Linked DNA regions of Homo sapiens: region 2 is linked to region 1. The links are chromatin loops, found by intact Hi-C in ENCODE. Cell type or tissue: Caco-2. All regions are shown on one strand. Links, peaks and the distances in the headings refer to the core of each region. The heading gives the core; the rest is flanking DNA. Region 1 overlaps NIPBL (NIPBL cohesin loading factor). Region 2 has its middle 160 kb from the start of CPLANE1-AS1.

What was found. A loop is a pair of places that touch in the nucleus more often than their neighbours do. Peaks named below come from ENCODE experiments on the same cell type or tissue, not always from the same donor. Only the 100,000 strongest peaks of a DNase experiment are listed, where the experiment ranks them.
Region 2: it touches region 1 in a loop (13-fold over the local background); 1 of 110 quality-filtered maps calls a loop at or near these places.

Annotation. Positions count from the first base shown.
Region 1 is chr5:36,999,720-37,005,107 of GRCh38, forward strand. NIPBL (NIPBL cohesin loading factor) reads left to right here. Exons shown (of 47, transcript NM_133433.4): 12 at 654-851; 13 at 1,098-1,169; 14 at 1,270-1,359; 15 at 2,943-3,046; 16 at 3,542-3,628. Among named protein-coding and RNA genes, the nearest start is that of NIPBL, 130 kb to the left of the region's middle. In Caco-2, for the core only: no CTCF peak of the experiment used is centred there; a DNase peak (open chromatin) is centred at 2,622.
Region 2 is chr5:37,087,479-37,092,866 of GRCh38, forward strand. It overlaps a transcript of CPLANE1 not described here. Among named protein-coding and RNA genes, the nearest start is that of CPLANE1-AS1, 160 kb to the right of the region's middle. In Caco-2, for the core only: no CTCF peak of the experiment used is centred there; DNase peaks (open chromatin) are centred at 2,843, 3,243 and 3,483.

The DNA of each region.
Region 1 (5,388 bases), core at 85-5,084:
AAGCTTAGAAACTTTTCTTGGGTTTAAGCAAGACTTTTGTTGAAGAACTGAATTCATTATGTGAGTATTTACAACTGTACAGGTTTTTTCTGTCTCAGTAGGCTTGTCATGTTAGGTCACCAGGGCTTATGGAATTTATCGCTGAGTTGTGGGTTTAACTTAGCTATTAATTGATGATGTACATGGTTACCCATATTCTGTAACACTTTCTCAAAAGTTGACTTTTCCTCCAAACCCTGCTCCCCATCAGTAATCTAAGTGCTTTAAGGTGGTTCTGTTTTTCATCTAATTCCTAAATATAGTTTGTTTTACAGCCTCAATTAATCTTGAAGTTTAGGTATAACCCTTACTGACTTACTGAATAACTGTCCTTGAAGTGAACACTGTAGTTTAATTTCAAGAACCTTCCTCTCTGTATTTATTAGCAGTAAACACTGAGTTCATGTAAAGATCTTTAAATCTGGGTAGATTGTGCTAAAATTAGTGATACTTTTTCTATATCATAACTTAAACTTCTGGATAGACAAAATCACTGAATTTCCTAGACCCTATGGAATGAAGATTTTTTTCCCCATGTGATTCATTTGTAAAGTACAAGTTTTAATCATCTTTTTAAATGAGGTAAATTATTTGTCATGGGGATTTGCTTCTAGCCTCTAGGAAACGACATAAAAAAGATGATGATAAAGCTTGGGAATATGAAGAGCGTGACAGAAGAAGCTCTGGGGATCATAGGAGAAGTGGCCACTCTCATGAAGGAAGAAGGAGTTCAGGTGGTGGTCGTTATCGAAACCGAAGTCCGTCAGATTCTGACATGGAAGATTATTCTCCTCCTCCCAGCCTTAGTGAGGGTAATTCATCAGTGTCAACGGATTTCTTACATAAACCAATTTAAATTTAGGGCTTTAACTTTGAAGAATATTTTATATCTTTTTATGAGTTAATAACTAATTTTCAATTAAGACAAAAATACTTAGTTTCTATGTGCAGTGATTATCGTTTAAGTCTTTAACGTTCAGGAAAAAAACTAGAAACAAAAATGGAATTATTTTAAGTTGTCAGTCCTGCATTTCAGTACTTCTTTTTGTTCGTTTTAGTTGCTAGGAAAATGAAGAAAAAAGAAAAACAGAAGAAAAGGAAAGCATATGAACCAAAACTAACACCTGAAGGTAACACGTTAGTTTATTTAATTTGTCTTTATTCATATTCTTCAGCTTCACATGTCTACTTGTAATGTGAGAATAATGAATATATTTTTCTCTCTTGCAGAAATGATGGACTCTTCAACTTTTAAGAGATTCACAGCCTCAATAGAGAATATTTTGGATAATTTGGAAGATATGGATTTTACTGCGTTTGGTAAAATCAACTTAAAATACATTTACACATACTCTAAGTGTCTTAACTGTATCCTCTAGAGTAACTCAGTTACTCTAGTGATGTGTCCTACCTTGAAATCATATACTGGTTGTTGTTGTGATCACTTGTTGCTGACAATGATAAACTTTCTAGTCTGTTATTTGACTAGCAACTGCTCTTTTCTGAATCCCTAACTATGATAAATACACAAATACTTAAGGCTTAACTCAGTTACTCTAGAGGATACAGAGGCATACTCTGTGCTATCAAGAAACTTGAAATCTAGTTGTAAAGTCAAATCTAGTCTGTTACCAAGAAATTAAAAACTTTAGTACAAAACTCAAGTATATATTAATCAAGTCTGGATAGTATCTAAAGAATCATGAGTAAGTGAGAGTAATTTAAAAAGTCTTTATGCAGGTGAGGAGGCTTGAAAAGGCCCTGTATAATGAAGGTACTGATAGGAGCATATATGCAGAAATAAGCATCTATTCTTCTGTTCATTTATTCTAATGACCAATATTTATTGAATACTTACTGTATGCCAGTAGTATGTTAAGTGCTGGAGATGTAAAAATAACTAAAACCCAAACACCTGGCTTTAGGGAATACAGATTCTAATATGGAAAACAAAATAGTAAACCAGTTAGAATACAGTAGGATTAATGTTATATTCATGTATTACTTTTACAATGACATAAAGATTACATCTATAAATATTAAAATGTTTATAAAAACACTGCTTGCAATGTATAGAGCTATTCTTAACAATCTTATGCCACCTTCAGCTGGTAAAGTAAGTATTTGTTTTGTGAGAATTACTTGCCTGAGTATCATTGTGTTTGCTGATTATTTAGAATGTCAGTTTCATCTTTTTTAAAACTTTACAGTTCTGTGCTGAGAAATTGTCTTCTGTATCATTTAGGGTCCAAAAGTACAAAGGGCACTCTCAAAATAGGATAATATGAGGAGGAGTTATTTACAAAGAGACCAGTTAAAAAGATGGAGGCAAAATAATACCAGAACCCAGGGTTAACAGCCTTAAACCAAAAGAGTGAGGATACAGAAAAGTCACCAGAACTCATTCTGCAGGAAAAAAAGTTGTAGAGTAGGCTGCCTTGAAAGAAGCAATACCTTTTGGTCAGGGGACAGAGCCAGCCTGAGGAGACCTTGTAAGCAAAGAGTAAGAGATATAAATACTTTGACCTTACACTCCTCTTTGATCTTCTAACAGGGCACCCTACTGGCCAAACCCAAACAAAAGCCAGAGGGCATGGGAGACTCTTGATGTAGTCCATTCAGGTCAGCCTCCTGAGGCAGAGAATGTGGTTGAGAAAGAGTCAAGAGTATATCTAAAGTAGTAAAGATAAGATATCTATCTCATCTTCCCATTTCAGTCATAAATCTGACTTCAATTTCTGTCCTTTTTCATTCAGGGTTTACTTGAGGTTTATATATAGAGGCGTCTTAGGTTATTTGTTTAGTTTGCATGTCTAAAAATTTTATTAGAAAGTTAAGCTTGACATTTTGAACTATTTTATTTACCTAAACTTTGTTTGTGTTTGTTTGGCTTGATTTTGCAGGTGATGATGATGAAATTCCTCAGGAACTGCTCTTAGGAAAACATCAGCTTAATGAACTTGGCAGTGAATCTGCTAAAATAAAAGCAATGGGTATAATGGATAAGGTATCTCACCAAAGTAAAATTTATAAATTTACTTCATAGAAACATTTGAAATTAATTTAAGGTTTTCAGGGTAAATTATAAAATTTATGTAAAGTAAATAGTAAAAAGAAAACTCATTGTTGACTTCTGAGAGTCTAAATGAGTTTTTTTGTTTTTTTACAAAAGAAAAAAGTATTCTGCAGATTATTCTAAAGAGAATCATATTACTGCATTGAAAGAGGCATGGACTTTAATTTTTTCCAGAGTTTTTTTTTTTCATTTTCTCAAATATTTAGATTATTTAAATGCAGAAATATATTAAATTTTTCTTTGACATTTGCTTTAGTCATTTAGGGTCGTTGAGTAGAAGTTCTAAGTGGGAAAGTTTTCTTACTCTTTAAGAGGGTGACAATGCTATTTCCTCCATAGCTCAAAGGGAATAATTGTACAGATTGTTTCTTGAATAATATATAACTTTTACCAACGATTGATAAAGAATTTATATTGCTATTTTAGCTTTCAACTGACAAAACTGTGAAAGTCTTAAATATCTTGGAGAAGAATATTCAGGATGGGTCAAAGCTTTCCACTTTGTTAAATCATGTAAGTTTAAGATCCATACTGTTAATTTTACCCTTAATGTTATTAAGATCTATAGTAGTCCCCCACTTCTCTATTGTTTCATTTTCCATTTTCTCAGTTACCTACAGTCAACTGTGATCTGAAAGTAGGTGAATAATTTTTATTACAGTCTATTGTTCTGTTTTTTATTGTCATTAATCTCTTCCCATGCCTAATTTATAAATTAAGTTTTATCTTAGGTATGTATGTATAGGAAAAAACATAGTGTATATCGGGTTTGATAGTATCCATGGCATGCACTCGAGGTCTTGGAATCTATCATCTGTCCATTAGGGAGGGACTAATGTGAATTTTTTCACAAATGACTCTCATGTGGGGGAAATTTCACATTTCGTTAATTTGAGCATGTTACCATGAATTACTAGTTACATTCATTAGCATTGCTAGTAGAACTTCACTTTTAGTAATTCAGAATTAATGTTACACATTGTCAATTCACAGCTTTGCCATAAAGTAAGAATAATAAAGACATGAAAATGTTTGTCAATTTAAGGGGCAGTTCTTTAGTTTATGCTCTTCCTTATGTAAGTATATGAATGTTTAAATTTTGTTTTTGAGTTATGAGATGATAGTAGGTAGTAATTCTTTTTGTTGAGCTTCCCTGAAGAAATAACATAGTTAGAAACCTTATGATTTCCTAATATATACTAATTAATATACATTACTCCTTATATACCGTTTTTATACCTACCTCAAAGGGTTGTTCAAAGGATTAAAGAATTAATTCATGTAAAGCACTTAGTGTCTGGCACACTTTAACTTCTCAGTAAATGTTAACTCCAGCTGTTACTATATTTTAATATGCTTATATCAAAAGCAGTAGCAACATGCTTGCAATGGTTTATTAATTGAGTGAAGCAAATTTCCTGGGATTTGCCTTCCTAGCATTGTAGTGGACTATGAATTATATGTGCATTCAAATTGATCTTGATATCTCTGACATTAATGAATGCAAACACTAATGCTTATAGGCATTTAGTAAGTTCTGAGTTGATAAATTTTCTTTCTCTCCCTTTTTTTTTTTTCTCCCCTGATAGAGCCAGGGTCTTGCTCTGTCCCCTGGGCTGGAGTGCAGTGCTACAGTCATAGCTCATTGTAGTCTGGAACTACTGGGCTCAGGTGATCCTCCCACCTCAGCCTCCCAAGCTGCTGGAACTACAGGCATGCACCACAATGCCTGGCCAATTATTTAAAATGTTTTGTAGAGCCAAGCGCTCACTCTGTTGCTCAGACTGATCTCAAACTGCTGGCAACAAACAATCCTCCTGCCTTGTCCTCCCAAAGCTCTGGGACCACAGATGTGAGGCACTACACCTGGCCAAATTTTCTTTATTTTTAAAAGCCTGATTATAAAAGTAACATATTTATTGTAGAAAATTTCCAAAACACAGAAAGCACCAAAAAAGCTATATTCTAATCCAGCAATGACCATTTTGAACACTTTTGATATATATACTTCTCATGTATACGTATGTAGTATATATATTTAATATACAAGCACTAGATTTTATTTTATCTTATGAGGGAAATGCTCTTGGTGTTTACAAAAGCCACAGGATTGCTAGGGGATCTACATGGAATAAAACAAGCTTGTCCAACCTGTGGCCCACTGGCCCGTGTGGCCCAGGACAGATTTGAATGCAGCCCAACACAAATTCGTAAACTTTCTTGAAACATGAGGATTTTTTGCAATTTCTTTTTACGCTCATCAGCTATCGTAA
Region 2 (5,388 bases), core at 128-5,127, 88 kb after region 1:
CGGAGTTTCACTCTGTTGCCCAGACTGGAGTGCAGTGGCGCGATCTCGGCTCACTGCAAGCTCCGCCTCCTGGGTTCAAACCATTCTCCTGCCTCAGCCTCCCGCGTAGCTGGGACTACAGGCGCCCACCACCACGCCCGGCTAATTTTTTGTATTTTTAGTAGAGATGGGGTTTCACCATGTTAGCCAGGATGGTCTCAATCTCCTGACCTCGTGATCCACCCGCCTCAGCCTCCAAAAGTGCTGGGATTACAGGCATGAGCCACCGCACCTGGCCACAACTTGTTTCTTTTAACCTTATAAAGAGCCAAGAAAAAGCGTTAAAGAAAATGGAGCCGCTAGCCCATTTACGAAAGGAATGATTAAGGCCTTGGCAGGCCACTTGCATATGACCCCATGGGACTAGTCAATGCTAGCTAAAACAACTTTGTAGCCTAGCCAATACCTCCTCTGGAAGGCAGAATACAATGAGTTGTACGAACAAGCCAACCAGAATCAGGTGGCCGGCCAAGACATAACAGCTGATATGCTCCAAGGGAGGGGTCCTCATGCCAATGTACAACAACTAGATTTTGATCCCCAGGCCTATGCTCAAGTGTCTTTGTGTGCTCTCAGGGCTTGGGACGGAATTCCCAAAAGTGGAGTTCAACAGGGATCTTTCGTAAATGTTTGACAAGGGCCTCAAGAGCCATTTGTTGAGTTTATCAATCGGTTAACCCAGGCAATTAAGAGACATACTAGTCACACCCAAGCTGCTGATATCTTATCGTTGCAACTGTCTTTTGAAAACGCTAATGTGCAGCAGGCAATGCAGGCAATCAAAGGAAAGGCAGCCACAGTTGGGGAGCTTCTATGAGCGTGTCAGCTGGTAGGAACTGAGACAAACAAAGCCAAAATATTGGCTATGGCATTAAGGCCTCCTAAAGTGAAAAGGGAGAGAAACCCAAATTGTTTTCTATGCGGAGATCCAGGTCATATGAAGAGGGAATGCTCCCATAGTAGAGACCAAGGTAATTCAGGGAAAGAACCCTCTTCTATATGTCCCCAATGTAGGAAGGGGAAACATTGGGCAAATCAGTGCATGTGTAAATTTGATAAAAACGCCAACCCCATAAAAAACCAGTCAGGCAACTTCAGTAGGAGCAAGCCCCAGGCCCCGCTCGCAACTGGGGCAATGCCAGCAGCTTTCCTCGATCAGATGGGAAGCCCACAGTCCTCTCTCTCAGAGCAGCCACCACAGGGAGCACAGGACTGGACTTACTCTGCCTCAACAAATTAATGCTAAAAGAAGGAGAAGACCCTAAAAGGGTTGCAACCGGGATCTGGGGCCTGCTGCCTCCAGGAACAGTGGGATTAGTCCTAGGGTGGTCTAGCCTATCTAGTAAAGGAATTAATGTGCTCACCGTGGTAATTGATAGTGATTATCACAGAGAGATATTGGTTATGATGGACTGTAAAGGTCTGCATATTCTTCCCCCTGGATCAAAGATAGCTCAGTTACTGATTTTATCATACTGGGTCCCCAGTCTCTATGGAAAGGAAAGGGGGAAGGGAAGTTTTGGGAGCACAGGAGCCACAGGAGTATATTGGAATCAATTAATCACTGATCAAGGACCCATGAAGAAATTGGAAATAAGAATTTTACTGGCTTACTGGGCACAGGGGCAGACATTTCAATCATTAGTGATCAAAACTGGCCAGAAACTTGGCTTTGGGTCAGTCAGAAACAGAAAATTGTCAGCATCATGGAAGCACACACAGCCAAGCAGAGCACACGCCCCCTAACATGCTATGATTCAGAAGGAAGAAAGGCAGTTATACAACCTCTAATCATGGCCATCCCTGTTCATCTTTGGGGATGGGACCTATTAGCCCAATGGGGGGTTACTCTGCAGACCCCTTTCAAACAATGGCCACTGTTATTATTCCTCCCCTACCCCTGATGTGGCTCTCTCAAGATCCGATTTGGGTAGAACAGTGGCCTCTGAAGGGAGAGAAATTACAGAGGGCCCATGAATTAGTTGAAGAGTAATTGAAAGCTGGGCATGTCGAATTATCTAACAGCCCTTGGAATTCACCCATTTTTGTCATTCCCAAAAAGTCTGGGAAATGAAGACTTTTGCATGACCTACGTGCTATTAATGCCAATTTGCAACCTATGGGACCACTTCAGCAGCAGCTCCCTTCCCCCACGGCGATTCCTCAAGATTAGCCTATAATCATTATTGACTTAAAAGATTGTTTTTATATGATTCCCCTAGCAGAACAGGACAGAGAAAAATTCATTTACAATATCAGCTATCAATAAAGAAAAGCCAGCTTGTCGAATTCATTGGAAAGTGCTTCCTCAAGGAATGCTAAATAGTCCTGCCATGTGTCAGTATCATGTAAATCAAGCCTTGCTCCCTAGTAGAAAATAATTTCCTGATTGCAAGATTATTCATTTTATGGATGATATTCTACTAGCAGCCCCAACGGAGCCAATACTTTTAAATTTATATTCCTCTGTCGTAAAGAAATACACAGCTAAGAGATTTAATCATTTACCTGAAAAAGTAAAAATGTCCTCTCCTTGGAAATATCTTGGGTACGTATTAACTTTCCAGTCAGTAAGACCTCAGAAGGTTAAATTAAAGACTAGCAACTAGCAACCGGTATTCTCCCAGATATTTAACCCCTGCAGCAAAAAGGGAAATTGAGGAAATAGAACAAGCCGTCTCTCAGGGGCAGCTAGATCGCATTGATCCACGTTATTCAATCCAATTGTTTTATCTTTCTCACCAAACACTCCCCTACAGGGTTAATAGGACAGATGGCCCCCGGGCTATGCTTCCTAGAATGGGTTTTTTGCCACATACCGGGACTAAAACACTATCTCCCTATAGTCAGTTACTTACTAAAGTCATCTATTCAGGCCACAAACAATGCAATCAGTCACTAGGTTATGACCCTGATGTCATCAGGATTCCTTTAAGTAAAAAGCAATTCAAAGCAGTATTGCCAGTATCTATTAATCTGCAAATAGCTTTCTCTGATTACACAGGACAAATAGAGCACATACTTCCTGCTGATAAACTCCTTTATTTCTTATCTCATACCCTGGTAATCTTACCCACAAAAATAGTTCACTCCCCCATACCTAATGCTTTAACACTGTTTACTGATGGTTCTGGTAAACATGGAAAAGCAGCAGTCTGGTAGAGACCACATAATTCAATCACTCGATCTGGGTTTACTAGCACTTAGAGAGCTGAGACTGGGGCCCTGATACTGGCCTTAGAAACTTTTTCCACTCAGCCCATAAATATTGTAAATGACTTGGCTTACACTGTTTATTTATTGCAGAACCCTCAAAACAGCCTTAATTAAGTCCGCTCTTGAGCCCACCCTGTGTGCTCTTTTTCTTTGATTTCAGCAATTCCTAGATCAATGTACACATCCTATTTTTATCACACACATTCCAGGCCACAGCTTTCTGCCTGGCCCATTGGCTTATGGCAACGAACAAGACCTACAAGTTATGACATCACTGCTTGACCAAGCCACCCAATTGCATCAATCTTTCCACCAAAATTGGAGAAATTTATCTAAACAATTTCAACTTACTCAGAGGCTGGCTAAACAAATTATCCCACAATGCCCAGATTGTCAGCTCCCTGGCCTCCTTCCACAGGTGTTAACCCTAGAGGATTAGAACCTCATCAGTTATGGCAAACAGATGTTACACACGTCCCTGAATTTGGAAAACTTAGATATGTACATGTATCCGTTGATACCAACACTCATCTAATTAGTGCACACACCCTTCCTAGAGAGTCCACTTGGTATATCATTAAACATCTTTTAACTTTTGCATTTATGGGGCAGCCCACAAAAATTAAAAAATTAAAAAATTAAAACTGAAAATGGTCCAGCTTATGCCAGCTCACAATTTCAACAATTTTGTCACAAGTGGAATATCCAACATTCCACAGGCATCCCATATAACCCCCAAGGACAAGCCATAGTAGAACGTGCCCACTCCACCCTTAAAAATATGCCCAGAAAACAGCCAGAAGAGGGGGAGTATGAGTAAAAACCCTCCAACACTATTGGCACAAGCCTTATTTACCCTTAATTTTCTAAATTTAGATGACGAATTTCAATCAGCTGTAGAAAAGCACTTTGCTAAAACCTCTCAAGACATAAAGCCTGCAGTTTTATGGAAAGATGTAAACAGTAATGAATGGTGTGATCCAAATGAATTGTTAATGTGGGGAAGAGGGTAGGCTTGTGTCCATACCCCCTCAGGTCCTCTTTGAATTCCAGCATGATGCATTAAACCATACCATGGTGTGGCTAGGATCCAACCTGGTACCGGAGATGAAGGAACTGACCCTACAGGATCCACAGCCCCAGACGATGAGGCTTCCATGGATGACACAAGCCCCGGACGTCACCTGGGGGATGCTGAAGAGGACAACTCAGGAGGCTGAATGAATTCTGCTCCAGACACAGACACCATTTACTTCAGATAATTTGTTCCTTGCTATGCTCTCTGTTGTACATTGCAACTCACATAGGGTATTGATCCTTTTTATGCTCTTGCTTTGTCTGCAAACTGTACCTGCTACACTCTACTGGCTCTTATCTTAGACCCGCCTTTCTTTCGCCCTGTCACCTGGGCAGACATCCCCTTCCCAGCCTATAATAACATAAGTGCTTGGCTAGGAGGGATAGATTTACCCCCAGTGGGGTCCCTCAGTAATGGCATACATTGGACTAAGGTGCCAGATAACACTACATATCACTCCACTATCTTCCCACTGTGTGTAAGTTATAAAGGTTCTAACACTTACTGTGTATCTGCCCAAACACAATTATGACCATATCATGGCAAAGAAAATGCCTTAACAGCCTTAGCTACAGGTAGCCTCAAACCAGGTAATGCAATCAATGCCACTTTCCCAAACATTCCTTCCTGTGCTAAAGGACAAAACTGGGAAAGTACTGGATTTTACTTTAGCTGGGAGGTCTGTCACAGGGGACAAGCCCATAGCCTCCAGTTAGGCAATTATAACATCTTAGACTGGAGTCCCCATGGCCATTTGCAGGGCAGCCTTACTAATGTCCTCCTCTGTCAAGGCATCAATCACAGTTTTGTAGCCATGTCCCATTCCCCTATGATTTGGGCCAATGGGGCGATGCAATATCCCAGACCCCAAGTAAATTCCATGCCACCTCAAGACACTTTATGGCACCTGGGACATCTTGGCACCTCCCTTGACACCTGGCATGGAACATATCATAATTCCGGTAACAACTATACTATAACCTTTATTCATACTGATCAGTTACGCTGATTAGTAACTGATTTGCACTACCCATCCATGTTTTCCTTATGGGAAC